Linked DNA regions of Homo sapiens: region 2 is linked to region 1. A link is an interaction called in ENCODE POLR2A ChIA-PET data of the cell type or tissue named here. Cell type or tissue: PC-9. All regions are shown on one strand. Each heading gives the region's core, and the rest is flanking DNA. Links, peaks and the distances in the headings are about the cores only.

Evidence for each region. ChIA-PET counts read pairs that join two places held together with the same protein. Peaks named below come from ENCODE experiments on the same cell type or tissue, not always from the same donor. Only the 100,000 strongest peaks of a DNase experiment are listed, where the experiment ranks them.
Region 2: POLR2A ChIA-PET joins it to region 1 with 8 read pairs; 1 of 35 experiments calls an interaction of 5 or more read pairs at or near these places.

Annotation. Positions count from the first base shown.
Region 1 is chr7:73,240,612-73,256,109 of GRCh38, forward strand. It overlaps the pseudogene GTF2IRD2P1. Among named protein-coding and RNA genes, the nearest start is that of NSUN5, 60 kb to the right of the region's middle. RefSeq lists an enhancer at 6,953-7,941. In PC-9, for the core only: no CTCF peak of the experiment used is centred there; a DNase peak (open chromatin) is centred at 6,711.
Region 2 is chr7:73,351,681-73,367,178 of GRCh38, forward strand. It overlaps FKBP6 (FKBP prolyl isomerase family member 6 (inactive)), which reads left to right. Exons shown (of 9, transcript NM_003602.5): 9 at 6,501-6,945. Among named protein-coding and RNA genes, the nearest start is that of FKBP6, 31 kb to the left of the region's middle. RefSeq lists an enhancer at 14,761-14,870. In PC-9, for the core only: no CTCF peak of the experiment used is centred there; no DNase peak of the experiment used is centred there; H3K4me3 peaks cover 432 bases.

The DNA.
Region 1 (15,498 bases), core at 4,485-8,484:
GTCAACGACAGGAACTGCCTGGAGTGGGGTCATTTCCCTGTGTCTAAGGATAGGCACCTGGGCTCCAACTGGGCTCCTGGCCTGGGGGTTGCTCTCTCCCTCCTGCACCCCCTGTCATTTTTATCAAAGTCCTTTTCTCCATTGCTTCCTGAGTGGGTCATTAGGTGGAGATCCACAGCCTTCCTCCACGCTGGTCGCGTGAATTCCCCCAATCTGGAAAGTATTCACAATTTTGTGTCACTAATTCCAGTGACTAATAGAGATTACACACACACACACCTTCAAATGACAACCTGCCAGGAGAAAAATGCTATAAAGGGAAAGATATCACTTTGGGAAGCTGAGGCGAGTAGATCGCTTGAGCCTGGAAGTTTGAGACCAGCCTGGGCAACAAAGGGAGACCCTGTCTCTACAAAAAAAAAAAAAAAAAACTCCACAAAAATTAGCTGGGCATGGTAGCATGCACCTGTAGTCCCAGCTACTTGGAAGGCTGAGGTGGGAGGATCACTTAAACCCAGGAAGCAGAGGTTGCAGTAAGCCAAGGTCGCACCACTGCACTCCAGCCTGGGTGACAGAGCGAGCCCATTTCCTTGTTTCCAAAAATAAAAAAGGGAAAGATATTATTGGGTCAACAGGGAAAACTAGAGTATGAACAGTAAACTGGATAAAATAATTGCAACAACGTTCAATTTACTGAAGTTGGTAAAGGAAAGGTTATTGTGTAAGAGAATATCCCTGTTCTCTGAAAATACTCACTGAAGTATTTAGGGGTAAATGATATACGTAACTTTCCCTTGAACGGTCCAGGAAAAAAATGCACATCCATTTATACACATATCATAGATACTCATAGACATTTGCTTATACACACTTACCATAGGTACTGATTATAGATACACATACACACATATGAGTGAGAGGGAGAAGGAGGGAAGGGGGTAGGGAGACAAAGTGATCCAATAATGAAACAAGGGTGAAATGTTAACAATTGAGAGTCTGGCTAAAGGGCATGTGAGTATTTTCCATACTATTTTTATTTTTGCAACTTTTCTTTTTTTTTTTTTTGAGACAAAGTCTCACTCTGTCACCCAGGCTGGAGTGCAATGGCACAATCTCGGCTCACTGCAACCTCTGTCTCCTGGGTTCAAGTGATTCTCCTGCCTCAGCCTCCTGAGTAGCTGGGATTACAGGCACGTGCCACCATACCCGGCAAATTTTTGTGTTTTTAGTAGAGACAGGGTTTCACCATGTTACCCAGGCTGGTCTCGAACTCCTGACCTCAAGTGATCCACCCACCTTGGCCTCCCAAAGTGCTGGGATTACAGGTGTGAGCCACATGCTTGGCCACAACTTTTCGGTAACTATTCATAGTAAAAAACAAACAAAAAAAACCCTCTAAACCTTAACTTACTTTGTCTAACTTTTATAGACAAAGTCTACGTTATTTGCTCTGGGGCTTTCCATTTTAAACCTGACCTTTCTGGCTCTGGGTTTTTCCATTTTAAACCTGACCTTTCTGGTTCCAGGTGAAGGCAGAGACAGATAAAATAGGATTATTGTATGTCAGTATGTTTTCAACTATTTCTCCTGAAACTTGGAAACGTATTAGACCATGTGGGATACCACGCGGACGGGAACGGGGGATAAATGTGTGTTCATATATACTCCTCCACAAATATACATGTCTCAGGCTGGGCGCAGTGGCTCACGCCTGTAATTCCAGCACTTTGGGAGGCCAAGGCCGGCAGATCACTTGAGGTCAGGAGTTTGTGACCAGCCTGGCCAACATGGTGAAACCCTATCTTTACTAAAAATACAAAAATGAGCCGGGCGTGGTGGTGGGCACCTGTAACCCCGGCTACTCGGGAGGCTGAGGCAGGGGAATCACTTGAACCCGGGAGGCAGAGGCTGCAGTGAGCCCAGATCGCCCCATTGTACTCCAGCCTGGGTAACAGAGTGAGACTCCGTCTCAAAAAAAGAACCCCCAAAACCAAAAAGCAAATATACACGTCTCTCTCCCTATTTCTCTGTTGATTGATTTAAACTTCAAGATGCCAACTACAGTGCCTATCAGGGTGGCAGGCAGGTAATGTGAATGAATGAAACAAGCCAGGCATAAGAAAAGTCAACTACCAATAATACAATAAAACTTTCTTGATTTTTAATGAATAGTGAGGCATACAATGTAATATAAACAAGTATGATACTGCAGATTATATTTCTGATTCAAAGTGGAAAAAAAACTGAAAAAAAAAAAGTTTAAGAACTCATTTCGTCAGCTGGGCACAGTGGTTCATGCCTGTAATCCCAGCACTTTGTGAGGTCGAGGCAGGTGGATCACCTGAGGTCAGGAGTTGGAGACCAGCCTGGCCAACATGGTGAAACCTCATCTCTACTAATACAAAAATTAGCCGGGCATGGTGGCGCACGCCTGTAGTCCCAGCTGCTCGGGAGGCTGAGGCAGGAGAATCGTTCGAACCCAGGAGCTGGAAGTTGCAGTAAGCCGAGATCACGCCACTGCACTCCAACCTGGGCGACAGAGCAAGACTCCATCTCAAAAAAGAAAAAAAAATTCATTTTGTCATCTCCCAATCCCTTGGGACTAGAAGACTCCAGCCTTTCCCACCATAGGGCCCTGCCAGGAGTTTTCTCTCCATCGCGTTGCGATGTGGAGTACAGAATCCCACTGGGAATCCTTTAACTGGGAGCAGTATTTTGTTTTGCTCAGTTTCATAATGGAGAACAGCTGTTCGCAGATGTAGGTGCTCCCGAACATGGAAAGAATCTTTGCGCAATGGTGCTTGTATTTCGGGTAGCTACCCCAGAGGTACTTGTAGAATTCTGGTATTCCCACCTTGTCGTATTTCGTCTTCAGGACCGCGTTGCATTGCAGGTCGATAACCTCCATCTGGAGCTCCTCGTGCACACTGTCGATCTTCGTGGAGAACGGGGAGCTGAACAGAGTCAGTTCGCTTTCGTAGAGTTTGAAATCAGACAGCCTTTTCTGGAATTCGGTCTTGAGTTCCGCGATTTTGGGAATGTAGTTCAGGCCATCGCTTTCATTTCTGGAAACCAATTTCAGGGTGGGAAAGTGGGCCAGATTATTCCTCGTCAAGTGAGTCTCCCAGAGGCACAGTTTTGCTAGGAACACCCGGATCAGGTCATACATCTGCGTGACGATTTGGGAGTGTCCTTGGAGAGAGATGTTCAAAGTGTTCAGATGCATCGTCATGTCAACCAAGAAGGCCAGGTCTCGGATCCAATCTATGGAGCTCAGTTGAGGCAGGGGTTTCCCTCTGGATGACATGAAGGAGTCGATTTCTTCCAAGGATTCGAAAAATCTCTTTAGCACGAGCCCGCGACTGAGCCACTTAATCTCCGTGTAGTACAGGAGGCTACCATACTGGCTGTCCAGCTCATAGAGCAAGGTTGTGAACTCGCTGTGGTTCAGTCCCCGGGAGCATATCCAGTTCACGGACTTCACTACCACGTCCATGACGTGGTCCATCTTCAACTTCTGAGCACAGAGTGATTTCGGATGAATTATACAACAGATGGACTTCAGTTCCGCACCCTTGCAGAACGTCGCCACCCTGGACTTCAGTTTTGTAACAAGCCCGTTATTGGCATCCACCATCGCTGGGGTGCCAGTGGAGGCCACGCTTACTAATTTCGACCAGTCGATACAGAACTTTTTCAGGCTCTTCTCAACACGCGAAAAGATCTCGTTTCCAGATTTTGTACCCGTCGTGGGCACCGTATCCAGAAGTTCTTCGGACACATCGAAATTCTCATCGACACCACGGATGAATATGGCCAACTGGGTGGTATTATTTATATCGGTGATCTCATCGATTGCGATAGAATATGCCACAAAAGACCTGATTTTTTCACGTAACTTCTCCCATAAGTTCCCAGCTAGGTCCTCTACAGGCTGCACGGGGGATTTCTGGGTTGGACTTGGGTTTGCAAACACTTGTTTTTGCTCGGGACACTCGGTGTCTGACGAGCCTAAGAGATACTTCCTGAGCCCTTTTTTCAGCTCGTGAAGCTTCTCGTCACGCATTCTTTCCGTATACTGGTCATAATGCTTGCTGTGATTGGTTTGATAGTGGCGTCTTAGGTTATATTCTTTGGACACAGACATGCTTTGTTTGCATATGAGACATGTTGGAATATTCTGTACTTCCACGAAGAAAAATGCTCTCTCCCACTTTTCTTGAAACACACGGCCCTCCTGGTCTATCTTGCATTTTCCCACTTTTGACAGAGACAGGGAGACAAAGATATTTCACTTTTCTCTTATCACTACTATGAGGAAAACAACAGCAAATGCTTGATGACGCACGAGAGGGAGGAAGCGGGGCGGGGCAGGGCGTGGTTAACAGGAGGGTGACCCACCCTGCAGAGGGACGGCTGACCATCAACTCCAGCAAACCGCTGCCAGGACGCCAGCTGTGGCCAGATCTTCAAGTTTTCTAAAGAAAACCTGAAGACTGAATTTTTGTTGTCGTTGTTGTTGAGACGGAGTTTTGCTCTGTCACCCAGGCTGCAGTGCAGTGGCGCAATCTCGGCTCACTGCAACTTCTGCCTCCTGGGTTCAAGCGATTCTTCTGCCTCAGCCTCCTGAGTAGCTGTTATGACAGGTGCCTGCCACCACGCCCAGCTAATTTTTGTATTTTTAGTAGAGATGAGATTTCACCATGTTGTCCAGGCTGGTCTCGAACTCCTGACCTCAGGTGATCCGCCCACCTCAGCCTCCCAAAGTGCTGGGATTACAGGCATGAGCCACTGCACCCAGCCAGATCTTCAGGTTTTCTAAAGAAAACCTGAAGATTGACTTTTATGAAAGAGTGCCTGGTTTGTGGTGATAATGGCTCACTGCAGCCTGGAACTCCCTGGGCTCAGGTGATCCTCCCACTTCAGCTCCCAGTTGCTGGGACTACAGGCATGCACCACACTGAGCTATCTTTTCTTTCTTTCTTTCTTTTCTTTTTTTCTTTTTCTTTTTTTTTTTTTCTTTTTTTGTAGAGCTGGAGTCTTACCTTGTTGCCTAGGCTGGTCTGAAACCCCAGGCTCAAGCGATCCACCCGCCTTGGCCTCCCAAAGTGCTGGGATTATAGGAGCCACTGTGCCAGGCCTCATCCTTATTTTCAAAAGTACATGAGCCAAACAAAAGACACCTTTGATGAGGTTCAGCATGTAGCTGTGCTTGTTATGTCCAGTTTAAACAGGAATTATTTGATAATATGTTTGCATTTTCTTTTTAGAGACAGGGTCTTGTTCTGTCACCCAGGCTGGAGTGTAGTATTGCAATTATGGTTCTCTGCTGTCTCAAACTCCTGGGTTTAAGTGATCCTCCTGCTTTAGCCTGCCAAGTAGCTGGGGCTACAGGTGTGAGCCACTGTGTCCAGCTAATTTTTAAATTTTTTGTAGAGATGGGGTCTTGCTATGTTGCCCAGGCTGGTCTCAAACTCCTGGCCTCAAGCAATCCTCTTGCCTTGGCCTCCAAAAGTCCTGGGATTATACGTGTGAGCATTTTAATATATTTTCTCATTTGATTCCCAAGAAAACTTTGTAATAACAGAGATGGGAATGAGCACAGAAAGGCATATGATTTTTACCTACTGTGAGTCTCAAATGACAAGGGTGACGGCCACAGATCCACACAAAACTCATTCATATAAGTGTGTTCGAGTGTACAGGGGCTAGTGTTTTAGATTTAAAGAACCTGGCCACGCTGCAGGTAATCAAGGTATTTCCAGAGTACACACACATAAAAGTGCACCTTAAGAAAATGTAGGCCATGTACAGCGGCTCATGCCTATAGTCCCAGCACTTTGGGAGGCTGAGGCAGGAGGATCGCTTGAAGCCAGAAGCTCAAGGCCAGCCTGGGAAACATAGTGAGACCCTGTCTCTACAAAAAAAAAAAAAAAATTATCTGGGCATGGCAGTGCTGTCCCAGCTACTCGGGAGGTGAAGGTGGGAGAATCACCTGAGGGCAGGAGTTCCAGGCTGCAGTGAGCTATGATCATGCCACTGCACTCCAGCCTGGGTGACAGAGTGAGACCTTGTCTCTAAAAAACCCCAATAATAATACAATAAATAAATAAAGATATTATAAAAGATCAAAAAATCATTTAGCAATCAGATGCGTTTGGGAATAAAAATGGAGCATTTTAATAGGATACTTTGGTTTTCTTTTCTTTTCTTTTTTTTTTTTTTTTTGAGACAGAGTCTTGCTCTGTCACCAAACTGGAGTGCAGTGGCACGATCTCGGCTCACTGCAACCCCCGACTCCCTGGTTCAAGTGATTTTCCTGCCTCAGCCTCCCGAGTAGCTGGGATTATAGGCACGCGCCACCATGCCCGGCTAATTTTTGTATTTCTAGTAGAGACGGAGTTTCACCACGTTGTACAGAAGGGTCTCCATCTCCTGACCTCATGATCCGCCCGCCTCGGCCTCCCAAAGTGCTGGGATTACAGGTGTGAGTCACCGCGCCCAGCCTACTTTGGTTTTCAAATGTTACATTAGGAGGTTCCCTGGTGACTCATGCTCGTGAGAACACCTCTCCGTATTCTACTTGACAGGATACTGACTCACTTGCAAGGGCTCCGGGGAAGACATTAAGAATATTTAACAGGGTGGGGGCGGGTAGGGGGAGGGAGAGCATCAGGAAGAATAGCTAATGCATGCTGGGCTTAACACCTAGGTGATGGGTTGATAGGTGCAGCAAATCACCATGGCACACATTTACCTATGTAACAAACCTGCACATCCTGAACATGGACCCTAGAACTTAAAATAAAAGTTGAAGGGGAAAAAAAAGAGAATATTTCAGAAGCAGAGTGCCTGGGCATTGCTCAATCAGAACAGATGCTGAGCCAGGTGCAGTGGCTTACATCTGTAATCCCAGCAGTTTGGGAGACCAAGGAGGGTGGATCACTTGAGGTCACGAGTTTGAGACCAGCCTGGCCAACATGGCTAAACCCTGTCTCTACTAAAAAATACAAAAAGTAGCTGGATGTGGCGGCACGCACCTGTAATCCCAGCTAATCGGAAGGCTGAGGCAGAGAATCGCTTGAACCCGGGAGGCGGAGGTTGCAGTGAGCCGAGATCTTGCCACTGCACTCCAGCCTGGGTGAGAGAGCGAGACTCTGTCTCAAAAAAAAAAAAGAACAGATGCTAGTCTCAGCACTGGAAGGGTTCTAGGGGCCTCTGCTGTGCCAGGTGGAACTCCTTTTGCTTCAGCACTGTAGGGAGGTCAAGCCACGGTCGGAGGGTACTAGGGTGGGACTGCATGGCCAGGCAGGCACTATTTACCAACACAGAGGAGATCGGTACTGTGATCCTGAGTGCAGCTGTGCGGGTGGCCTCAGGGGAGCCCCCACCACAAAGCACACTTGAATAGTGTGCCACATCAGCCATGCGTGGTGGCTCATGCCCGTAATCCCAGCACTTTGAAAGGTGGAGGCGGGCGGATCCCTTGAGGTCAGAAGTTCGAGACCAGCCTGGCCAACATGGCAAAACCCCATCTCTACTAAAAATACAAAAATTAGCCAGGCGTGGTGGCACACGCCTATAGTCCCAGCTACTCGGGAGGCTGAGGCAGGAGAATCACTTGAACCTGGGAGGCGGAGGTTGTGTGGTGAGCCGAGATTGTGCTGCACTCTAGCCTGGGTGACAGAGCGAGACTCTGTCTCCAAAAAAAAAAAAAAAGAGTGCGCCACATCACACGTCACACTCATGGTGTGATATAGATCACTCTCCTTCAGACTGGTTAATCAAACTCAAGTAACAGAGTTATCTAACTTTATCACATGCAGGAAAAATAAAGCATGCATCGAAGGCTGCATACTTGGGTCCCAGGCTCACGGAAGCAAAAACCCCGTGGTGAGCGCCCACCAAGACACTTCCCATGGCCCAACATTGCCGGAACGTTCTTCTCACCTGTAGAATACTCACCATTACTGAGCTCAAGCCCTGGAAGCGGCCTGAAGAGAAAGACACATTGATAAATGCGACAAGCTCACGTTTCCTCTTTTGCCCACTTAGTTTTATTTTTTTTTAATTTTTACTTATTTATTTTTTTACAGAAGAATATTTATTTATTTGTTTGTTTTGTTTTTGTTTTTTTTGAGACAAGAGTCTCGCTGCGTCACCCAGGCTGGAGTGCAGTGGCGCGATCTCGGCTTAGCGCAACCTCCGCCTCCTGGGTTCAAGCCATTCTCCTGCCTCAGCCGCCTGAGTAGCTGGGATTACAGGTGCCCGCCACCACGCCCAGCTAATTTTTTGTATTTTTAGTTTCACCATGTTGGCCAGGCTACTCTTGAACTCCTGACATCAGGAGATCTACCTACCTTGGCCTCCCAAAGTGCTGGGATTACAGGCATGAGCCACTGCGTTGAGCCTTTTGTTTTTGTTTTTTTTGAGACGGAGTCTCACTCCATCACCCAGGCTGGAGTGCAGTGGTGTCATCTGGGCTCACTGCAACCTCCGCATTCCAGGTTCAAGTGATTCTCCTGAGTAGCTGGGATTACAGGCACGTACCACTACACCCAGCTAATGTTTATTTTTAGTAGAGATGGAGTTTCACCATGTTGGCCAGGCTGGTCTCAAACTCCTGACCTCAAATGATCCACCTGCCTCAGCCTCCTAAAATGCTGGGATTACAGGCCTGAGCCACCATGCCCAGCCTATTTATTTATGTTTTGAGATGGAGGCTCATTCTGCTGCCCAGGCTGGAGTGCAGTGGTGCCATCTCAGGTCACTGCAACCTCCACCTCCCAGGTCAAGTGATTCTCACGCCTCAGCCTCCTGAGTAGCTGGTATTAGAGGCGCACGCCACCACACCCGACTAATGTTTGTATTTTCAGTAGCAACGGGGTTTCACCATGTTGGCCAGGCTTGCCTCATACTCCTGACCTCAGGCGATCTGGCCCGCCTCAGCCTCCCAAAGTGCTGGGATTACAGGCGTGAGCCACCGTGCCTGGCCCCACTTAGTTTTATTGGACAAATTTTTGCAGAGTGTTAACTCTACGCTAGGTGCTGGGTGAGCTAAAACTGGGACGGGCTGCCCATGATCACCGAGGAACAGGGACATGGACACATCTCAAGGAAGCAGAAGATGATGAAGTCAGTGTGAGAGGCAGCATGGCCCAGCGGTCAGCTGCGGGAACAAACCCCCAGCCCAAGTCATGGGACAGACATTCCTGGGCAGCCACATGCCCACCTCGGGCAAGTCAGAGTCTCCAGATTCCTTCTCTTGACTCACTTACCTGATGACTGTGAATTTGATAAACTCAGCTGCCTCCAAGATCCTCCTCATGGAACTGATTTCCAGATAGCCGGGGTCCTTGAATACCACCCCCGGGGGCATGCCATCAATCACCACACAGCCAGGGTTGAATGTGATCTTCCTGTAGGGAACTTTCACAGGGAAATCCACGCCAATTGCTTCACCTGTGACGGGATGAGCAGCATAAAACCAGCTGAGTTTGGCTGGGCACGGTGGCTCACACCTGTAATCCCAGCCCTCTGGGAGACTGAGGCGGGTGAATCACTTGAGGCCAGGAGTTCGAGACCAGCCTGGCTAACATGGTGAAACCCTGTCTCTACTAAAAATACAAAAATTAGCTGGGCGTGGTGGCGCATGCCTGTAATCCCAGCCACATGGGAGGGACCCAGGAGGCAGAAGTTGCAGTGAGCCGAGATCGCCCCACTGCACTCCAGCCTGAGAGACAGAGCGAGACCCTGCCTCAAAACAAAACAACACAAAACAAAACAACAAATTAAAAAAACAACAACACAAATAAAACTAGCTGAGTTTGTTCCTTACATTTCCTAAACCAGGATTTATCTTTAATGTCAGGATTTAGAAGCATCAAATGACAATACTTATGATCAGTCATTTTATTTTCCAGTGCTACTATGATGTGTGAATATAATTTTAAAAGTTTGGAATTAGCATGGGTAGTAGGCAAACTCAGTTTCTCCATCCATTACACAGGGTTATCATGGCGCCTACCTGAAAGGTTTTATGTAAGGATTAAATGATCAAACACATGTTGAGCACAAAAAATAATACACAAGGTAAGCACTCAGTAAAACAAAGATAGCTATTATTATTATTATTGTAATTAGTCAATGATACCATGCAAAAGCTCTTCTGTAAAAAGACATATTGACTAATTTTTATCATAGCTCTTTCACAAAAAGATCAATTTCTTTTTTTTTTTTTTTTTTTTGAGACAGGGTCTTGCTCTGTCGCCCAGGCTGGAGTGCAATAGCGCGATCTAAGCTCACTGCAACCTCTGCCTCCCAGTTACAACCAATTCTCGTGCCTCAGCCTCCTGAGTAGCTGGGATTACAGGTGTGCGCCACCACACCCGGCTAATTTTTTGTATTTTTAGTAGAGATGGGATTTTGCCATGTTGGCCAGGCTGGACTTGAACTCCTGGCCTCAAGTGATCCACCCACCTTGGCCTCCCAAAGTGCTGGGATTAAAAGTGTGAACCACTGCGCCCAGCCAAGATCAAATTCTTATAAGATAAAGTTTTGTTTTTTTTCCTTTTGTAGACCTGGGGTGTCACTTTGCTGCCCAGGCTGGTCTCAAACGCCTGGGCTCAAGTGATTCTCTAGCCTTAGCCTCCTAAAGTGCTAGGATTACAGGTATGAGCCAATGCACCTGGCCAAGTATTCTTTTAAAAAGAAGTATTTTAGGTATATGAATTCTGGATATAAAAAGATATAAAAACTTACCAAATTTTCGGCTAAAGAGGTCATTAACTTGTTCTCTTAGCTGTTTAATCTTTTCAATGCTTGATAATCTTTCCTTCTCATTATCTAAAAATAATTAAACAAATAAACAAACCAAGGTTATTAATGTATTTTCTCCCAAGAAAGCTGTTGGGAGAAATGCCTGTTAGCACCCGAGAAAGTGCTTTACCTGGATTGTTATTCAGTCTACTTTTAGCAATAATTAAGCATCTTGGAAATTTGGAAATGGAAGCCATTACAGACAATAGAGAATTTTCCAAATTATAACCCTATATAAACATACTACATACTACTTTTAAGGAATATTTTCAATATCATACAAGACAAGGATGTTTAGGGCCAGGCGCGGTGGCTCACGCCTGTAATCCCAGCACTTTGGGAGGCCGAGGCAGGTGGATCACGAGGTCAGGAGATGGAGACCATCCTGGCTAACATGGTGAAACCCCGTTTCCACTAAAAATACAAAAATTTAGCTGGGCATGGTGGCAGGCGCCTGTAGTCCCAGCTACTCGGGAGGCTGAGGCAGGAGAATGGTGTGAACCCAGGAGACGGAGCTTGCAGTGAGCCGAGATCGCACCACTGCACTCCAGCCTGGGTGACAGAGCAAGACTCCGTCTCAAAAAAAAAAAAAAAAAAAGACAAGGATGTTTACTTTCACCACCACTTTTCGGCCTTAAAATAGAAATCTCAGCCAATGAAATATGACAAGTAAAAGGAATAAGAGGTACTAGGATTAGAAGGTAAGGTATATTTTTATTTTCTTTCCTTTTTTTCCTCTCTTTTTTTTTTTGTTTGTTTTGTTTTGTTTTGTTTTGAGGCTGAGTTTTGCTCTTGTCACCCAGGCTGGAGTACAATGGTACAATCTTGGCTCACTGCAAACTCCTGGGTTCAAGCAATTCACTGCACCCCTCCTGGGTTCAAGCAATTCTCCTGCCTCAGCCTCCCAAGTAGCTGGGATTACAGGCACCCACCACCACACCCAGCTGATTTTTGTATTTTTAGTAAAGATGGGGTTTCACCATGTTGGCCAGGCTGGTCTCGAACTCCTGACCTCAGGTGATCCACCTGCCTCAGCCTCCCAAAGTGCTGGGATTACAGGTGTGAGCCACCGCACCCGGTCTGTTTTTCTTTTCTTTTTGTTTTTTAGAGACAGAGTCTCACTGTGCTGTGCAGGCTGGTCTCAAACTCCTGGGCTCAAGTGATCCTCCTGCCTCAGCTTCCCAAAGTGCTGAGATTACAGGCACATGCCACCATGCCTGGTCCTTTTTTTTTGTTTTTATTTTTTAGATATTTTTCAACACTTTAAAACTTTATTTACTTTTGAATAACTAAAGCAATCACATGGCTCAACATTCAAGAGGAGTAATATACAGAAACATCTCAAACGTCTCTCTCCTATCCCTATCTCAGCGGTCAGTTTCCTTCCCTGGAGGAACTATGTAATTAGATTCTCTTGTATCTTTCCAGATATATTTTACATACAAATATTCAGAAAAGAAGATTATTATTATTATTATTATTTATTTTTTTGAGACAGAGTCTCGCTCTGTCGCCCAGGCTGGAGTGCAGTGGAGTGATCTCCGTTCACTGCAAGCTCCGCCTCCCAGGTTCACGCCATTCTTCAGCCTCAGCCTCCCGAGTAGCTGGGACTACAGGTGCTCGCCACCACACCCGGCTAATTTTTTTTGTATTTTTAGTAGAGACAGGGTTTCACCGTGTTATCCAGGATGGTCTCGATCTCCTGACCTCGTGATCTGCCCGTCTTAGCCTCCCAAAGTGCTGGGATTACAGGCGTAAGCCACCGTGCCCGGCCAGAAGATTGTTAATGATGAGCAACAAAACATTTCACCTCTGTGGCCAATTCCAATTCAACCATAGCTGGTGCTCCATGCTGCCTGCTCTGAGATGCATTTTCCAGGTAATGCCCGGGCTTGTCCAGGAGAAGCAAAATATCCGATTAATAATGTCTGATGTGAGCAAGATGCTCGTTGTGTAGCAACTTGCAGAATATTTTATATTCCCAAAATGTCATTTCTTAGCTATCAGGGTGAACTAAGTGAAAAATGACAGGTCCAAGAGACCACCCTATGTCAAAAAATAATTAAGACAAAAGGAAAAATGTAACATTAGTCCATACCTGGAACAGTCACTTGAACGATGTTAAGATCTTCAACACCTGCTGCAGAATTTGTAACACTGGATGAATTTGTGTTTCCTTAAAACAGAAGTTGAAGTTTAGAATTTACCAAGAATAAGACCAATTCTCCTTTAAATATGTCTAAGTGCTGCTTTGATCAGAAGCCCAGACTGAATTTTTTTTTTCTTTTTTTTTTTTTGAGACAGGTTCTTACTCTGTCATTCAGGCTGGAGTGCAGTGGTGTGATCCTAGCTCACTGCATCCTCGACCTCCCATGGTCAAGTGATCCTCCCACCTCAGCCTTTTGAGTAGCTGGGACCACAGACATGCACCATCATGCTTGGCTAATTTTTTTTTTTTTTTTTTGAGACTGAGTCTATCACCCAGGCTGGAGTGCAGTGGTGTGATCTCGGCTCACTGCAACCTTTGCCTCCCAGGTTCAAGTGATTCTCGTGCCTCAGCCTCCTGAGTAGCTGGGATTACAGACACCCACCACCATGCCCAGTTAATAATTGTATTTTTTTTTTAGTAGAGACGGAGTTTCACCATGTTGGTCATGCTGGTTGAGAACTCCTGACCTCAAGTGATTCACCTACCTGGGCCTCCCAAAGTGCTGGGATTACAGGCTTGAGCCACCACGCCCGGCTCTAATTTTTGTATTTTTAGTAGAGACAGAGTTTCGCCATGTTGGCCAGGCTGGTCTTGAACTCCTGGCCTCAAGGGATTCACCCACCTGGGTCTCCCAAAGTGCTGGGATTACAGGTGTGAGCCACCCACCACGCCAGCCTTAAATCACACTTTCAACTTCACTTCCTTTAGATACTTGCACTTCAACTGAGTTCACCGGCTGCAGGCCTGCGGAGTTACCTTTGATATTTATCTGTCCACTCCAGTAGCAAAGGGGCTATGTCTGAGTGAATCGTCCTTTTCTTTCCATTCTCCCCCCTTATGTACCCTCAACCCTTCATTCTTTCCTCACGTGAACACAGCACAGTTGAGGCCCAGTTGTGGGTCAGTGCTAACGTGCAAGACTTAAAAAAAAATTTTTTTTTAATTTTTATTTTTAGAGATGGAGTCTTGCTCTGTTGACCATGCTGGAATGCAGGGGCATAATCACAGCTCACTGCAGCCTCAAAATCCTGGGCTCAAGCGATCCTCCCACCTCAGCCTCCCAAGTAGCTGAGACTACAGATGCATGCCACCATCCATGGCTGATATTTTTGTTAGTTTGTTTCGAGGCAGGATCTCACTCCCATCACCCAGGCTGGAGTATTGTGGCACAATTATGGCTCACTGCAGCCTCGACTTCCCTGGGCTCAGGTGATTGGCCCACCTCAGTCTCCCAAATAGCTGGGACTACAGGTGTGTGCCACCATGCCCTGCTAACTTTTTGTATTTTTAGTAGAGACAGGGTTTCACTATGCCCAATTTGGTCTCAAACACCTGGGATCAAGTGATCTGCCCACCTCAGCCTCCCAAAATGCTGGGATTACAGGCGTGAACCACTGTGCCTTGCCTAACTTTTTCTTAATGTTTACTTTTTGCAGAGATAGTCTCACTATGTTGCCCAGTCTGATCTAGAACTCCAGGGTTCAAATGATCTTCTTGCCTTGGCCTCACAAAGTGCTGGGAATACAAGCATGCACCATCATGCCTAGTTATTATTTTTCTTTTCTTTCTAATTTTTTTTTGCACAGCTAATTATGTTGTCTACAACACCTCAAAGCACTGGGCCCTAATGGGAATGGCTGCTCTATTATATATACACATTATACTACATCAGAGATTTCAATCTCTTCCCCACAATTTTTTTTTTTTTTAGATGGAATCTCGCTCTGTCACCCAGGCTGGAGTACAGTGGTGAGATCTCAGCTCACTGCAACCTCCGCCTCTCAGGTTCAAGCGATCCTCCTGTCTCAGCCTCCCAAGTAGCTGGAAATACAGACATGCACCACCACGCCTGGCTAATTTTGTATTTTTAGTAGAGACAGGGTTTCGCCATGTTTCCCAGGCTGGTCTCAAACTCCTGGGCTCAAGCAATACACCTGCCTTGGCCTCCCAAGGTGCTGGGATTACAGGCTTGAGCCACTGAGCTCTGCCATCCTCCCTGCAATTAATCCTGTTAGAAAGAATGAAAACCATACTTGGCAATGGGGCTTTGGGCAACTAACCTTCGATTTTCACCTCGGCTTCAGGGTCCTCATTTGGTTCTTCTGAAGGGACCAGCGGAGTGGAATCTTGAAAAAAAAATGTCTAAAATGACATTCATTATTAAGTATTCTCCTCATATTCCAACACATTAATGCTCCTATACCAAAAAAGTAGCTTATCCTGGCATTTTAAATATATTTCATATATAAATAATATAAACATAATTTTAATTTTATAAGCAATAATAATAGGATAATAAACAGTAACTGGGCCGGGCACGGTGGCTCGCACCTGTAATCCCAGCACTTTTGGGAGGCCGAGGTGGGCGCATCACTTGAGGTCAGGAGTTGAAGACCAGCCTGGGCAACATGGTGAAACCCCAACTCTATTAAAAATACAAAAATTATCCAGGCGTGGTGGCGCACACCTCT
Region 2 (15,498 bases), core at 5,262-9,261, 110 kb after region 1:
CTCTCTTGGCAGCCGTAATAGGCCTCAACCCTGCTTCCTGCTAAGATTTACTGTTGTGGATTCTGTGTTCTTTGCGGATGAGGTACGAATGACAGCTACTAAGTTCAATCCTGGAGATAACTGGGTTCCTTTTGCTGATCGTCCACAATCATGGAAGTGCCCTTTATGATTCATGATGGGGTTGAAAGACAGAACATTTGGATCCTCAGTTTCATCTCTTGCTATGACATTAGCCAAGTCATTTCACCTCTCTGGGCCTTGGTTGCATTGTCTGCAGGGTGAAGCTGAATCACTTTTTTATTTTAAAAGAGAAACAAGGTCTCCTATGTTACTCAGGCTAGAGTGCAGTGGTGCAGTTATAGCTCACTGCAGCCTCCTGGGCTCAGGCAGTCCTCCTGCCTCAGCTTCTTGAGTAGCTGGGACTACAAGTGTGTGCCAGCATGCCCTGCTGATTTTTTTTATTTTGTAAGATGGGGTCTCATTATATTTCCTAGGCTGATCTCGATCTCCTGGCCTCAAGCGATCCTCCTGCCTCGGCCTCCCAGAGTGCTGGGATTATAGGCATGAGCCACCGCGCCCAGCCATGGAGCAGTCACATCTTTAAGATCACTGTGGAGTTGTTTATGCTTCATGAAGACCGTCAGATATCGGCTTAGTCTGTTTTTAATTTCTTGCGTTCATTAGGTGCATAAGCCCTGCCTCCAAGCATACATAATCCCAAACACCAACCTGGATAATTAAGTGTACAGGTAGTGAGTGAAAGAAGTGAGCCTAAGCAATAAGGAATTGACATCAAGCCAGTGCCTTGTACCTTCTAGGGAGAGCATGAGTCCCCGCCAGCTTTGCTGGCTGACCCCCATTCTGCAGGTGCTGATCCTGTTCTCAAGACCTTTGGTTGTAGCTGTTATTGACTGTCATACTTTTGATGCTCCCCTACGCTCCCAAGCAGCCACCGACCCAGGGTGAAGCTGAGATGAACTGGGGTGAGCCTCAGAGGTTCAAGAATCCAGAGAAGGGTTTTCAAATCTAATAGATAAGTGAAGAGCTATGAGCAAAAGTTCTCTCTAGCTCAGAGGTCACTCAGACATTCACAAGGTGAGAAGGATGTGGTCTGCCGTCACTGTGAGGGCACCCACAGCAGTCATTGTCAGCATCAGTCCAAACAGAAAAGGCAGCAAGAGGCAGACAGAGGGGCATCTCCAGGATGTTTGGCATCCTGAGGTCATACAGCTTCATTTTTTTGGTGAGCTGAATATCATGGCCATGAATGCGAGCAAATCTGCACTAACTTCCTTTTGCTTCTCCAAGAAATGGCCTAGAGAGGCTGCCTGCATTTCTTGGCTAGTGGCCCCTTCCTCTTCTTCAAAGACAGCGGCATGATATCTTCCAATATTTCTCCCTCTCTCCCTTTCTGTCTCTCCCTCTCTCTCACCCTCTCTGTGAATCTCTCATTCAGCCCCTCTCTCCCCTCTGCTTCTGTCATTTTGTCTCCTCCTTTTTCTGACCCTCCTGCCTCCCTTTTACGAGGATCTGATTACATTGGGCTGACCAAGATAATCGCCCAGCTCAAGATCCTTCATTTAACCACAGAATCCCTTCTGCCATGTATGGTAATGTATTCGTGGGTTCCGGGAATTGGAACAAGGATATCTTGGGGGGCATTTTCCCATCTCTCATACTCTGTTACAGATCAGCATCTGTGAGGGACTACACATCTTGCCAATGCAGAGATAACTCAGCACTCTGCATCCTCAGCATTCTCGGCTTAATCCTTTCCGTCCCAGATGAGATCATCCTGACAGCCGTCTTTCAGAACATTTCCTTTCTCGTGCTCCCTTCTGGTGGCTGGGGCCTGATGGACACAGCTCACCTCATCTTTCTGCTGTTTGTTTACTGCACTTGAGGGTTGCTGTACTGTTTACATTGTTAACAAATGCTAGGTTTGCTACAACCCCACATCAAGCAAGTCCGTTGGTGCCATTTTTCCAACAGCATGTGCTGAATTTATTTCTCTGATTTACATTTTGGTAATTATCACAGTATTTCTTTTTTTCTTCTTTTTTTTTTTTTTGAGGCAAAGTCTCGCTCTATTGCCCAGCCTGGAGCACAGTGGCACGACCTCAGCTCACTGCAACCTCTGCTTCCCAGGTTCAAGCAATTCTTCTGCCTCAGCCTCCCCAGTAGCTGGGATTACAGGCGTGCGCCACCACGCCCGGCTTATTTTTGTTATTTTTAGTAGAGACGAGGTTTTACCATGTAGGCCAGGCTGGTCTCAGACTCCTGGCCTAAAGTGATCCTCCTGCCTTGGCCTCCCTAAACCTTGTTTTTAAACAAGCGTGGCAGTTTGGATGGCACTTTGACCCTTCTTTGACCATGTATCACAGCACAGTGGCAGCTGGTGGTGGTGAGCTGCAGTTGTTGGAGGAAGTGCAGCAGAGCCATGCTGTGAGGCCTGGCCCACCCCCAAAACCGGGAGGTACCTGCAGGCGCTCTCATTCCATGTCAGCCTGGAAAGGGTGGGCTCCAGACCACTCAGCTCCATGCGCATTCTCATGGGACTAGGTGGCCAGTTGTGACAGTGGGGAAGTAATCGCACTCCCTGCAGAGGGACGTGGCCAAGGGAGGAGCAGAGAGCTGGGCTGGTGGAGCACGAGGGTGGCTGCAGGAAGTGCAGCAGTCAGCATGGAGTGGCCGCCAGAGAGCCAGGGCCACAGGTTGGGTGGGGAGAAGCAGGTCAGGGAGTCCCTGCAATGAGGGTTGGCTCTGAGAAGCCGCCTGGCAGGAGTGGAAGGGGCAGGTGGAGGACCCAGCAGGCCGGAGGACTGCCGCCTTGCGGGCTGGCCAGAGTGTCACAGCAGAGTCCCAAGGGGTGAGGACTCCTCAAAAAATTTTCCCCCTCAGTTGATATTTTTGGAGATATCCAGATTAGGTTCTTAAGATTGGCTGAGTAATGCATTTTGGGAAGGGGAACCAGTTGAATGGTTTCAGGAAGGTCTTTCATTCTCCACGTTTACTATGTACAGCCTTGGTTCATCTGCTGGGATTTTGAAGAGGCAGCCATAACTTTGATCAGTGTTTTTGAAGGGCTGAGTGACCCATGCAGGGTTCCAGGGTCTTCTCACCAGATGATGTTCATGGCTGAGTTTACTCTAGTTCCCCGTTGCAGGGTACAGGGAAGTGCTTGAGGCTGGGGCTGCGAGGCAGGGCTGGCACACGACACCCACCGCCACCGTGGGAACGGCACCTGCTGAGCCTTGATCCTCAGCTCTTTGTCCTCCGATTTCCGACAGAAACATCCTGGGCTCTACAGCCTCCAGCCCGTGGCTCCGCGATTACATCACTCCTCTGTCTTCTCTGTTACATTTCACACCCTTCTTTGATTACTGCTTATTATGTTGTGCGATTATGGTGGACACCACTGGCATTGCTGCTTGGGTTTCTAGTTCACAGTCCCTGTGCCTTTTCCGAGGCCTGGGGCCCACCCGCCGTGGAAGCAGCCTGGTTCGTAGGAATGGATTCAGCTGGAGTCGGCTGTGGACCTTTGTCTGTGTTCGCTGCCTCAGCCTGACTGCCATTGTCTTTGTCGATCTCCGGACTTATTTCTCCTTGAGCCACGGATACAGCTTTTTTCTGACTTTGCACCTCTGTGCGATACATGTATTGGGTTTTCAAAATGAAATGTGAGCTGAGCTTTCCTATGTTGGCGCATTCTCGTTTATGCTAAAGTGTTACTTTTTATTGGCTCCGATTTGAAAATTCAACTACCTGAACCTCGTGGGATCCCTTCGTCTGTAGGGAGCTTGAAGTTGATCTCCCCCCATCTGCATTCATGCCTGGAGAATATTGATTTTAGGGCTTATTCCTAAAGTCATTTCATGGGACACACCCTAGATCAAAACTTTCTTTTTTCACTTGATTATTATTAAACTTGTCATTATGGACATTTTCAAACGTCTCCAAAGGTAAAAAAAAAAAAATGATAACATGATCACTACCCATGTATCATTACCCAGGCTTGACAGTGAACATCTTTCTGCTGTTCCTGTACCCACTCTCCAATTTTTTGGTAGTACTTAATTTTGAATTATAAAAATGCCACATGCCAGCCGGGTGCGATGGCTCACACCTGTAATCCCAGTACTTTGGGAGGCCGAAGCAGGCAGATCACGAGGTCAGGAGATCGAGACCATCCTGGCTAACACAGTGAAACTCCGTCTCTACTAAAAATACAAAAAATTAGCTGAGTGTGGTAGCGGGCGCCTGTGGTCCCAGCTTCTCGGGAGGCTGAGGCAAGGAAGTGGCTTGAACCCGGGAGGCGGAGCTTGCAGACAGCAGAGATCGTGCCACTGCACTCCAGCCTGGGCGACAGAGCAAGACTCTGTCTCAAAAAAAAAAAAAAAAAAAAAAAAAAAGTGAGTGTATATGTAACTTGTCCACAAAAAGAATTATACATTTTGTACTAGAATATATTTTTATTGCATTTTGAGTGTTTTCTAAGTTAACACAAAGAGAACTACGTCGTTTTTAAGAAGTGGCTGGATAGCATTCCATCCTGTCAGGATATGGAAATGGTTTTCACAGTGATTAGTAGGCAGGTAGGTAGGTAGAGATTAGATAGACACACAGAAACATGGTCATGGAGCTATCCTCACGCCTGACTTTCCTGTGACAGTCAAAGTCCTATCACTGGTTGTGATGGGTGTGTCTTTGCCTGAACTAGGTCATGCTAAACTGACCTCTCCAGTGGCTGTACCAGTTTGTTCTTGGTAGTGTCTGAGAGATTCCATTCCGTCGCTTTGCCATCATTTGGATTGCTAGACTTTTTAATATTTGCCAGGTTGGTGTATCTCAAATAGGATCTCATTACTAGCATTAGCAGTTCCCTGACCAGGTCTCTGTTCACATGTTTCCAGACTGAGGTGGCCTTTCTGTAAATTGCCTAATTGTTTCTCTATAACCAAACACCTTTCTGATGTTTTTAAGTTATTTTTGATAACTCTGTCATTAATTCTGTGAGTTCTATCAGCAGTTTCACTGCATGCATCAGGTATGTGATACCATATGCCGGTAATGGTCATTTTGTCTTCTCCTCTTGTATCTTTTTTGTTTCCCCTCACAAGACAGAGTTTCACTCTTGTCACCCAGGCTGGAGTACAGTGGCGTGATCTCGGCTCACTGCAACCTCTGCCTCCTGGGTTCAAGCGATTCTCCTGCCTCAGCCTCCCGAGTAGCTGGGATTACAGGTGCCTGCCACCACGCCCAGCTAATTTTTGTATTTTTAGTAGAAACGAGGTTTCACCATGTTGGCCAGGCTGATTTTGAACTCCTGACCTCAGGTGATCCCCCCCAGCTTGGCCTCCCAAAGTGCTGGGATTACAGGCATGAGCCACTGTGCCTGGCCCTCCTCTCATGTCTTATTCAGAGCCTGATGGTGCGGTGCATGCTTCTAGAACAGTAGCGATGGGTGTGCCTCATGACCGTAATGGAGCTGCTGCTCGCTCCACCGTTAAACACCATGCTGACTTTGGCTGAGCTGTATTTTTTTCTTATCATGTTATGGAAATGTTTGTTTGTTTTTGTTTGGTTTGGTTTTTTTTTTTTTTTTTTTTTTTGAGACGGAGTCTCACTCTGTCACTCAGGCGATCTTGGCTCACTGCAACCTCTGCCTCCCGGGTATAAGCAATTCTCCTTGCCTTAGTCTCCCAAGTAGCTGGGATTACAGGCACCAGCCACCACGCCTGGCTAATTTTTGTATTTTTAGTAGAGATGGGGTTTAATCATGTTGGCTAGGCTGGTCTCGAACTACTGATGTCAAGTGATCCGCCCGCCTCAGCCTCCCAAACTGCTTTGATTACAGGTGTGAGCCAATGCGCCTGGCACCACCTCAGTCTTTACTTACTTCTGTCCCGTTGCCTGTGGTTCTGGAAGTCTGACTGGAAAGGGGTCTGTTCCTGACACCCCACCTCCTCTTCCCTCTCTCAGGTGCTGGCTCCTTTGGTTGTATTGGGGTAGGGAGGAAAGAGAAGGGAAAGGGTAGCTCACGCCTGTAATCCCAGCACTTTGAGAGGCCGAGGCAGGCAGATCACTTGAGGTCAGGAATTCGAGACCAGCCTGGCCAACATGACGAAATCCTGTCTCTACTAAAAATGCAAAAAAAAGTATCCAGGCGTGGTGGTGCGTGCCTGTAATCCCAGCTACTCAGGAGGCTGAAGCAGGAGAATCACTTGAACCCGGGAGGCAGAGGTTGCAGTGAGCAGAGCCTGTGCTACTGCACTCCAGCTGGGTGACAGAGTAAGGCTCTGTCTCAAAAAAAAAAAAAAAAGTTTCCCAGAGCCCATCTAGTAGGGCCACACGGTGATGGCATCTGTCTCTTGGCTCCTGTGTGGTCACCGGCCATGCCCTTCCCTGACCTCAGCTGCTAGCCCTCAGCACATGTGACTGTGACGTCGTGTGGCAGCTGCTGAGTCCTGAGATGTTTTTAATGGCTGTTTGATTCCCAGGTTCTTCACCTACCAACGAGGGGAGAGAGCTGTGGTTCTCCATCATTGGGGGAGTGGAAGGGAGCTCCCAGCGCAGCCGTGGCAGCCACCTTCCAGGAGCAGGGGCTGGAATGTCCTGTGGCCGCATCTCTCATGGACGCGGCTGAAACGTGTTTTCACAGGTGCTGTTTTCTGTTTTCCGTGTTCGTAACAGAAGGGAGGGGAAAGCGCAGCTACTGACAAGTAGAACACTGCTACTTTTTTTAAGGCAGTTTCTTGTTTTTTTAGACGGAATTAGTCCTTGGCTTCCCTCCCAGTCCCAGCCCTGCTTCCGGCTGCGAATGTCCCTGAGTCAACACCAATAGAGATTGCTTTGTGTATTTTGTAGGGTTCTCTGTTTTGAAGACAGAATTATGTTACAAATGTTTTTGTTGTAAATAAATAAAACACTTCCTTGTCCTTGCAAGATCCAGTATAAGTGAATTGCGTGGACTCAGCTAAGCTTCCAGAGTCCCCAGGTGGGCAGGGGGAGGCCATTTGCCAGTGGGGCTGGGGCTCAAGCTCTGGAGCCAGCGGTTCTGATTCACCTGATAACGAAACGCTGCACACCAGGCTTGGGGTTCCCTAAGCCCGCTCCCAGTGTGGGGAGCTGATGCCAGCAGCTTAATGGAAAGTTGAAGCTACTTCACCCTCCCATACCCCGACACCCCGGGATCCTTGTCCCACACAGCCCTGAGGCCACCTCACCCTCCTGCGCCCCGACACCCCGGGCTCCCTGCCCCACACGACCCTGAGGCCACCTCACCCTCCTGTACCCCGACACCCCGGGCCCCCTGCCCCACACAGCCCTGAGACCACCTCACCCTCCTGCACCCCGACACCCCGGGCTCCCTGCCCCACACAGGCCTGAGGCCATCTCACCCTCCTGCACCCCAACACCCCGGGCTCCCTGCCCCACACAGGCCTGATGCCACCTCACCCTCCTGCACCCCAACACCCTGGGCTCCCTGCCCCACACAGCCCTGAGGCCACCTCACCCTCCCGTACCCCGACACCCCGGGCTTTCTGCCCCACACAGGCGTCTCTGAGCCTTTCCCAGGGTCCCACGCTCCCTCATGGGGCTGAGGCAGGAGGCTCCCCTCCCCTGTTCTGCCCCACCTCTCAGCCTCCATGAGTACCCACAGCTGTGCCTCCAGGTCTCCCCCACAGTGCCCACACTGCCCCGAAGCCTTTCTCGACCCCGTGTCCCCTCTCATTAGCCTCCCTGACCTTGGTCACCCTCCTTCCTCAAGGGTGCCGTCTACACTGGCTTCTCCACTCTCAGCCAGTGACTCCTTGCCCCGCTGCCGTCCCATCTCGCTGCTGATCTGCTCGGGCCATGGGATCCAGCAGGCATTTCTTTGTCCCGATCGGACCTGACTTTACTACTCTGAAACTTCCTCCTCCCCAAGACACTGTCTTCCTTGAATTTCCAAGCTTCCAGCTCCGGGATTTCCTGGCTCCTCTTTTGGGAAGGCTGCCCATTGCTTGTACTCTCTTCACTGCCTGCCTCCCGCCACCCCAAAAACACTTCAGAGCATTTCAGATATAACCCAGCGGCGAAGGGCTGGGAAAGGGACCCATCCAGGCCATGGGTCCTTCTCGAGGGCTGGGCGTGCTGCCTGGCCTAGGAGGCCCCCGGCCTGTGCCCCCACCTACCAGGGCCTCACCTTCTGACAGAATCGGCTTAGAGAGCAGAAACCAAGTCCTGGGGGAGCAGGCTGCACTGCCTCTCTTTGTGGAGGAGGAGGGCGGGTGATGCCACCAGGGGACCAGGGTATCATCAAGAGGCCTCCCCTGGAAGTGCCTGCCCTCCCCCAGTGCTCCCTTCAACCCGCGTTGCTGGAGTGGTGGCTCTAGAAGAGTGGCTTTCTCAGAGGTCACCAGGAACTTGGCGATGTTTGCCACATCTACACCTCCAGACCTCATGACCACGGTCTGGCTTCATCTGGCATGAGACGTCCCTTAGTCCCTCCTGATTCAGGAAGGCCCAGACCCCACACCACACTCTGCCTGCTGCTGAGCCCTGCATCAGCCACCAGCACTGTCACCTGCCCAGCTGTCTCTTTTCAGCCTTCTCTAACATGCCCATACAGCCAGAACAGTCTTTTTAAAAGTTTGTCAACCCCATCAAAAAGTGGGCGAAGGACATGAACAGACACTTCTCAGAAGAAGACATTTATGCAGCCAACAGACACACGAAAAAATGCTCATCATCACTGGCCATCAGAGAAATGCAAATCAAAACCACAATGAGATACCCTCTCACACCAGTTAGAATGGCGATCATTAAAAAGTCAGGAAACAACAGGTGCTGGAGAGGATGTGGAGAAATAGGAACACTTTTACACTGCTGGTGGGACTGTAAACTAGTTCAACCATTGTGGAAGACAGTGTGGCAATTCCTCAAGGATCGAAAACTAGAAATAACATTTGACCCAGCCATCCCATTACTGGGTATATACCCAAAGGAATATAAATCATGCTGCTATAAAGGCACATGCACATGTATGTTTATTACAGCACTATTCACAATAGCAAAGACTTGGAACTAACCCAAATGTCCATCAGTGATAGACTGGATTAAGAAAATGTGGCACATATACATCATGGAATACTATGCAACCATAAAAAAGGATGAGTTCATGTCCTTTGTAAGGACATAGATGAAGCTGGAAACCATCATTCTCAGCAAACTATTGCAAGAACAAAAAACCAAACACTGCATGTTCTCACTCATAGGTGGGAATTGAACAATGAGAACACTTGGACACAGGGAGGGGAATACCACACACTGGGGCCTGTTGTGGGGTGGGGGGAGGGGGGAGGGAAAGCATTAGGAGATATAGTGTAAATGATGAGTTAATGCATGCAGCACACCAACATGGCACATGTATACATGTGTAACAAACCTGCACGTAGTGCACATGTACCCTAGAACTTAAAATATAATAAAAAAAAAGGAAAGGAAAAACATAAAAAACATCACAATTGTAAATAAGGACCAAAAAAAAAAAAGTTTTGTTTGTTTTTGATGGAGTCTCATTCTGTTGCCCAGGCTGGAGTGCAGTGCTGCAATCTCAGCTCACTGCAACCTCCACCTCCCGGGTCCAAGTGATTCTCCTGCCTCAGCCTCCTGAGTAGCTGGAATACAGGTGCACACCACTGTGCCCAACTAATTTTTTAAAATATTTTTAGTAGAGATGTGGTTTCACCATGTTGCCCAGGCTGGTCTTGAACTCCTGTACTCAAGCGATCCTCCCACCTTGGCCTCCCAAAGTGTGCTGGGATTATCAGCATGAGTCACCACACCCGGCCCCCGGAATGGTCTTTCTAAAGTTCGGCCCCGTCATCTCTAAATGGTGCTGTGGTTACCTTCCTGGACCTCCTCTGCCTCATTTCTTGTGGCCTGGCTCCCTGTCCCCAGCCCAGCCTCCTGCCCCACAGCATAGGCATGCCCCCTGCAGCCTGCAGTGGTGGGAGCTGACTGATCACTGCCTGCCCCCTGTCCAGCCTCCTTTCTAGGCTTTTCCTTGGAAGAGGGTTTTTGGAAGGACTTCAGCACAGAAGTGCCGTGAAGAGATGGGTGTTTCAGGAAGTCGCTCTTCTGACTTAAGAATATTAAAAATGGAAGAAAACACTGCACGCAGCACTTCTGCTCGTAGGACTCTGCCTTCAAAGACATGCACACTTGTGGACTAAGAGGATGTTCATTCATTGCACCATTGCTGATGAGGTCATAAAATTGGAGGCCGCTGTGAGGCCTTCAGAGGGACTGGTGAAAGAGACCCCAGCACAGCGGCCTGGGGAGGACTCTATGGCTTTTTTTTTTTTTTTTTTTTCTTGTGAGACAGAGTCTCGCTCTGTCGCCCAGGCTGGAGTGCAGTGGCACAATCTCAGCTCACTACAACCTCCACCTCCCAGGTTCAAGCAATTCTCCCATCTCGGCCTCTCAACTAGCTGGGATTACAGGTGTGCGCCACCACGCCCAGCTAATTTTTGTATTTTTTGTAGAGACGGGGTTTTGCCACATTGGCCAGGTTGGTCTCAAACTCCTGACCTCAGGTGATCCACCCACCTTGGCCTCCCAAAGTGCTGGGATTGTATACAGGTGTGAGCCACCGTGCCTGGCCCCCATTACATCTTTTTCAAATTTAACACACGTGTATGTAAGGGGGGTATTCAGTGAGCACTTGAGGAAGGTACAGACCCCCTAGCCCTGCGCTGCACTGAGCTTTTGACAGCCCCAGTGCCTGGCGAGATGAAGCTGCATGGTGTTCCAAACATTTCTTCCAGTCAGTTCTTCTCTCATGATAAGTGCTTTACCTGTTACTCTGTTACCTTTGTTAAATAAAGTTAGTATGTTGCATTTTAAAAATAATAAGAGGCTGTAATCCAGCACTTTGGGAGGCTGAGGTGGGCGGATCACCAGGTCAGGAGTTCGAGACCAGCCTGGCCAACATGGCGAAAACTTATCTCTACTAAAAATACAAAAAGTTAGCCAGGCATGGTGGCTGGCATCTGTAATCCCAGCTACTCAGGAGGCTGAGGCAGGAGAATCGCTTGAGCCTGGGAAATGGAGGCTGCAGTGAGCTGAGATTGCGCCACTGCACTCCAGCCTGGGCAACAGAGTGAGACTCTGTCTCAAAAAAAAAAAAAAAAGAGGCTGATGCAGGAGGATCCCTTGAGGCCAGGAGTTTGAGACCAGCCTGGGCAATATAAAGACACCCTGTCTATACAGAAAATATTTTAGAAAATAAGCCAGGCATGGTGGTGCGTGCCTGTTGTCCCACTACTCGGGGGGTTGAGGTGGGAGGATCACTTGAGCCCAAGAGTTGGAGGCTGTGTGAGCTGTGACTGCACCACTGCACTCCAGCCTGGGTGACAGAGCAAGACCCTGTCTCAAAAAAAAAAAAAAAACATGGAGACTCGTGTGTGTACACAGCACCAGAGGACACAGGCTCAAACGTACTGTCATTATGGCGAGCACAGCACCGAGAGGGGAAAGGGGTCCCGTGTTTTCTCCTGGGTGCTTCTATACAATTTGAGATGCATCCATGTATTGTTAGTGCACTTTAGAAATGAGAAGGAATGTGACTTGCCTGCCTCGTGGACTGTGGGGTTGGAGCTGGGGAGCGCAGGAGTGCCGTGGGGTCCTTCTGCCGCAGCTCGCCCGAGCCTTGTGCTGGAGGCACGTGCAGGGAGCACCAAGGAGGAAGGCAAGCTGGGTGCCCCTAACCCATCGCGCAGGAGGTCAGTGGGATGGTGGTGTGCCCTGTGTCTGCCAAGGAGACGCGTGGTCCCTGAAGCACATGAAACCAAATTCCACGCTGGAGGTCCATAGACCAGCTGCCGAAGAGGCCCCCACGCAGGTCCCCAGGTGGCATTGACCTTGTCCAGGGCATCACAGTTCTCAACCTTTCCCCTGAGGTGGATTTCGGGGTTGAGTGCCCCCTTTTTAAGCTCAGATGCAGAGCATGGAGTTGATGACGCCCCACAGTCATGCACAGCACCGCATCCGTCCACGACACCCTCATTATTCTAGTCCTGTACACTCTCCCACAGGCAGCCGTGCCCACGTGCTTCGTGTATATCTTTGAGAGTGTTCTTGCAAAACGTGTCCACCGTGGATGTCCTGAAGCCAGCCAGCCTCCCGGTGGCCTGTGGGATGGTATGGTGCAGGAGTGACAGCGCCTCTGCCGGGGCTTCCCTTCATTCCCCCAGCAACACTGGAGACCACTGAAGTCTCTGCACTTTGCAAGGACGGAGGAGGCTGGCTCAGAGGGGCCCAGAGGCTTCCCAGAGACCCCCTACTTGTCAGATCCCGGCACCGGGGGCTGCCTTTCTGGCCTCACCCGGGGCATAGTGGGCTGGGTCCGCCCTGGGGGCCTGCTTTGTGGCGCCCCACCTCTCCCCGCGGTGGAATCTCCACGGTCATTTCAGAGGGAAGGTCATGAGACCCTGGGCAGGAAGGACTTGCCCCGGGGGACAGAGGCACGCTGAGGGAGACCCCGGTTGCAGCCTGGAGCCGCAGGCTTTTCCCACTGGGCCCTCGAGTCCTCTCCTCCCCGAACCTGGGTCCTTCTCTTGAAGAGAGGATTCGGGCTCAGGGTAGGCTGACCTTTGCTGAGCAGATCCGGCAATAGGTGGTGACATAACCCACTCCTTGCTTTCTGGGCAAGCCTGGTGGCCCCAGGGAACTTCATCACCCTCCTCGGCCCCCTGCCTATGGCCTGAGCCTGGGTGCCAGGGCGCTGCTGAGAAGGGCACTTGGCCTCTCTCTGCCACCCAAATGCTAGACACAGTCCCCAGGAAAGGGCACAGTCCCCAGGAAAGGGCTGACACAAAGACCACCCTTGCCCTCCGAGAGTAGGAAAGGCGGCGGGCACGGTCACGGGCAGTCCTCCAGGCACAGTGGCAGGAGCCCGGAAATGTTGGCAGCCAGCCCCTCTTGTCTGCAGAGGGGAGCCCTAGGGGGCCCTGAGCCTCCGGGGAAAATCAGTGCTAGAGGCCCCTTCTTTTATGGGCTCGGGAACCGGGCTGGTGCGGAGAAGAGGTGGAGCTGCTTTCCTGGCACCTGCTCTCTCCTGGCAGGTGAAGAAGCTTCCCTTAAGCACTCTGACTGCTGTGACCACCGCAGTCGTGATAAGGTCGCAGTAATGCTCAGCAGAGGGACTTCACCCACGGCGACCGCTAAGCCAGTGTGTGTGTGTGTGTGTGTGTGTGTGTGTGTGTGTGTGTGTCCAGGAGGCAAACACTCTAGAAAGAGACAGAAATGTCAAATGTCAGCAGATAAATAACAATATATAATATATATAATATAAATATTGTAATAAACCAAAAAGTGTTTCATCTTATATATGTGATATTCTTTAATTCCCAACCATTCAAACTGAAAGTGCAGCTGAGGCTGGGCACAGTGGCTAACGCCTGCAATCCCAGCACTTTGGGCGGCGAAGACGGGAGGATTGCTTGAGCCCGGGAGTTTGAGACCAGCCTGGGCCACAGAGTGAGACCTCACCTCTATATATTTTTTTAAATAACAAAATTTTTTTTGTTTTTTGTTTTGTTTTGAAACAAGGTCTCACTCTGTGGCCCAGGCTGGAGTGCAGTGATGCGATGTCAGCTCACTGTAATCTCCACCTCCTGGGTTCAAGCAATTCTCCCACCTCAGCCTCCCGCGTAGCTGGAACTACAGGCATGCGCCACCACACCCAGCTAATTTGTGTGTGTGTGTTTTTTGGTAGAGATGGGGGTTTCACCTTGTTGGCCTGGCTGGTCTCGAATTCGTGACCTCAAGTGATCCGCCCACCTCGGGCTCCCAAAGTGCTGGGATTACAAGTGCGAGCCACGGCGCCTGGCCAGAAAATATTGTTAAAAATAAAAATGAAAGCCAGGCACATTGGCTCACACCTGTAATCCCAGCACTTTGGGAGGCTGAGGTGGGTGGATCACGAGGTCAGGAGTTCGAGACCAGCCTGGCCAACATGGTGAAAACCCGTCTCTACTAAAAATACAAAAAATAGCTGGGTGTGGTGGCGGGTGCCTGTAATTCCAGCTACTCAGGAGGCTGAGGCAGGGGAATTGCTTGAACCCAGGAGGCGGAGGTTGCAATGAGCCAAGATCGCACCACTGCACTCCAGCCTGGGTGACAGAGCAAAACTCCATCTTGGGGGAAAAAATGGAATTAATAAAAATATAAATGTGCTGCGGAGGGGCATTGGTGTGGGGGGGCTTGAGTCAAATCTCCATTGTCCCGTCCTGCCCCTCTTCCCACTCCCTCCTGCTGAACTTACCCCACTGCTCAGGTCAAGGCAGAACGGCCCCTCTAGTTAGGAGAACCATTCAGACCCAGACAGTCACCTCCCAAAAAGGGAAAGAGCTTGGGGGTGCTGGAGGTTTAGTAGCTGCTTTTGGAGAAATCCCAAAGACAGGAGCAGCACCAGGAGGCCAGTCTCTGGAAAACAAGTACAGTGGAAAAGGTAGATTCTGGAAAAGGGGCCATATGGCATTCCAGAAAGAGCCCTGAACTTTCTCCTGCCAGGTGACAGCCCCAGCATCACTGCAGTGGCGCCCATGAGGGCTGTCCCAAGGGAGCTTCTGTCACTCTGTGCTGGGCGCGCTGTGGGTGCTCAAGCAGTGCCAGTGGAGTGTGAAGTCGCTGACGCTGACCTTCATGTGGGCTCTCACATTGAGGTGGGCGATGAGATGGAGAAGTCTCAGAGGTGGCTGCAGTCGCGGTCTGTTCCTGAACAGGCTCGCCAAACTTGGGTTGGTTGGTTTTTTTCAAAACGCCTCCTACACAGGTCAAGAGACCGCCACACACACAGTGTGGACCTCAGTACCCTCCACACAAGGTACAGGAAAGTCACTTATCAGCCAGGCATGGTGGTTCACGCCTGTAATCCCAGAGCTTTGGGAGGCCAAGGCGGGAGGATCGCTTGAGCCCAGGAGTTTGAGACCAGCCTGGGCAATATAGGAAGACCTTGTCTCTATAAAAAAAAAAATTGTTTTAATTAGCCAGGGGTCGTGGCGTGTGCCTGTGGCCTGGGTACTCGGGAGGCTGAGACAGGAGGGTCACTTGAGCCCAGGTGGTTGAGGCTGCAGTGAGCTATGATTGTGCCACTGCACTCCAGCCTGGGCGACAGACCGAGACCCCGGCTCAAAAAAAAAATGGTCGTTTATCTCCACCTGCTGCCCAGCCCCTGAGCCAGACTCTGTCCTGCTGCCCCTCCTCCCCACAGCCCCATCCGACTTGAGGCCTTGGGCTTTGTGGCTTCAGGTACCCACTCCTCCTTTCCATCTCCCTGCCCTGCCCGGATGGGATGCTAACACTTCTCACCTAGATTGATTACTGCCAAACTGTCCCCACGGCCTCCCCTCTCCACCTGCCAGCCCTGCCTCCCGCCAGCTGGAAGTCCTTGAGTCGCCTCAGTAGCCTTTGAGACCAAGACCAAACTCTCTATTTAGCACAGAAGCC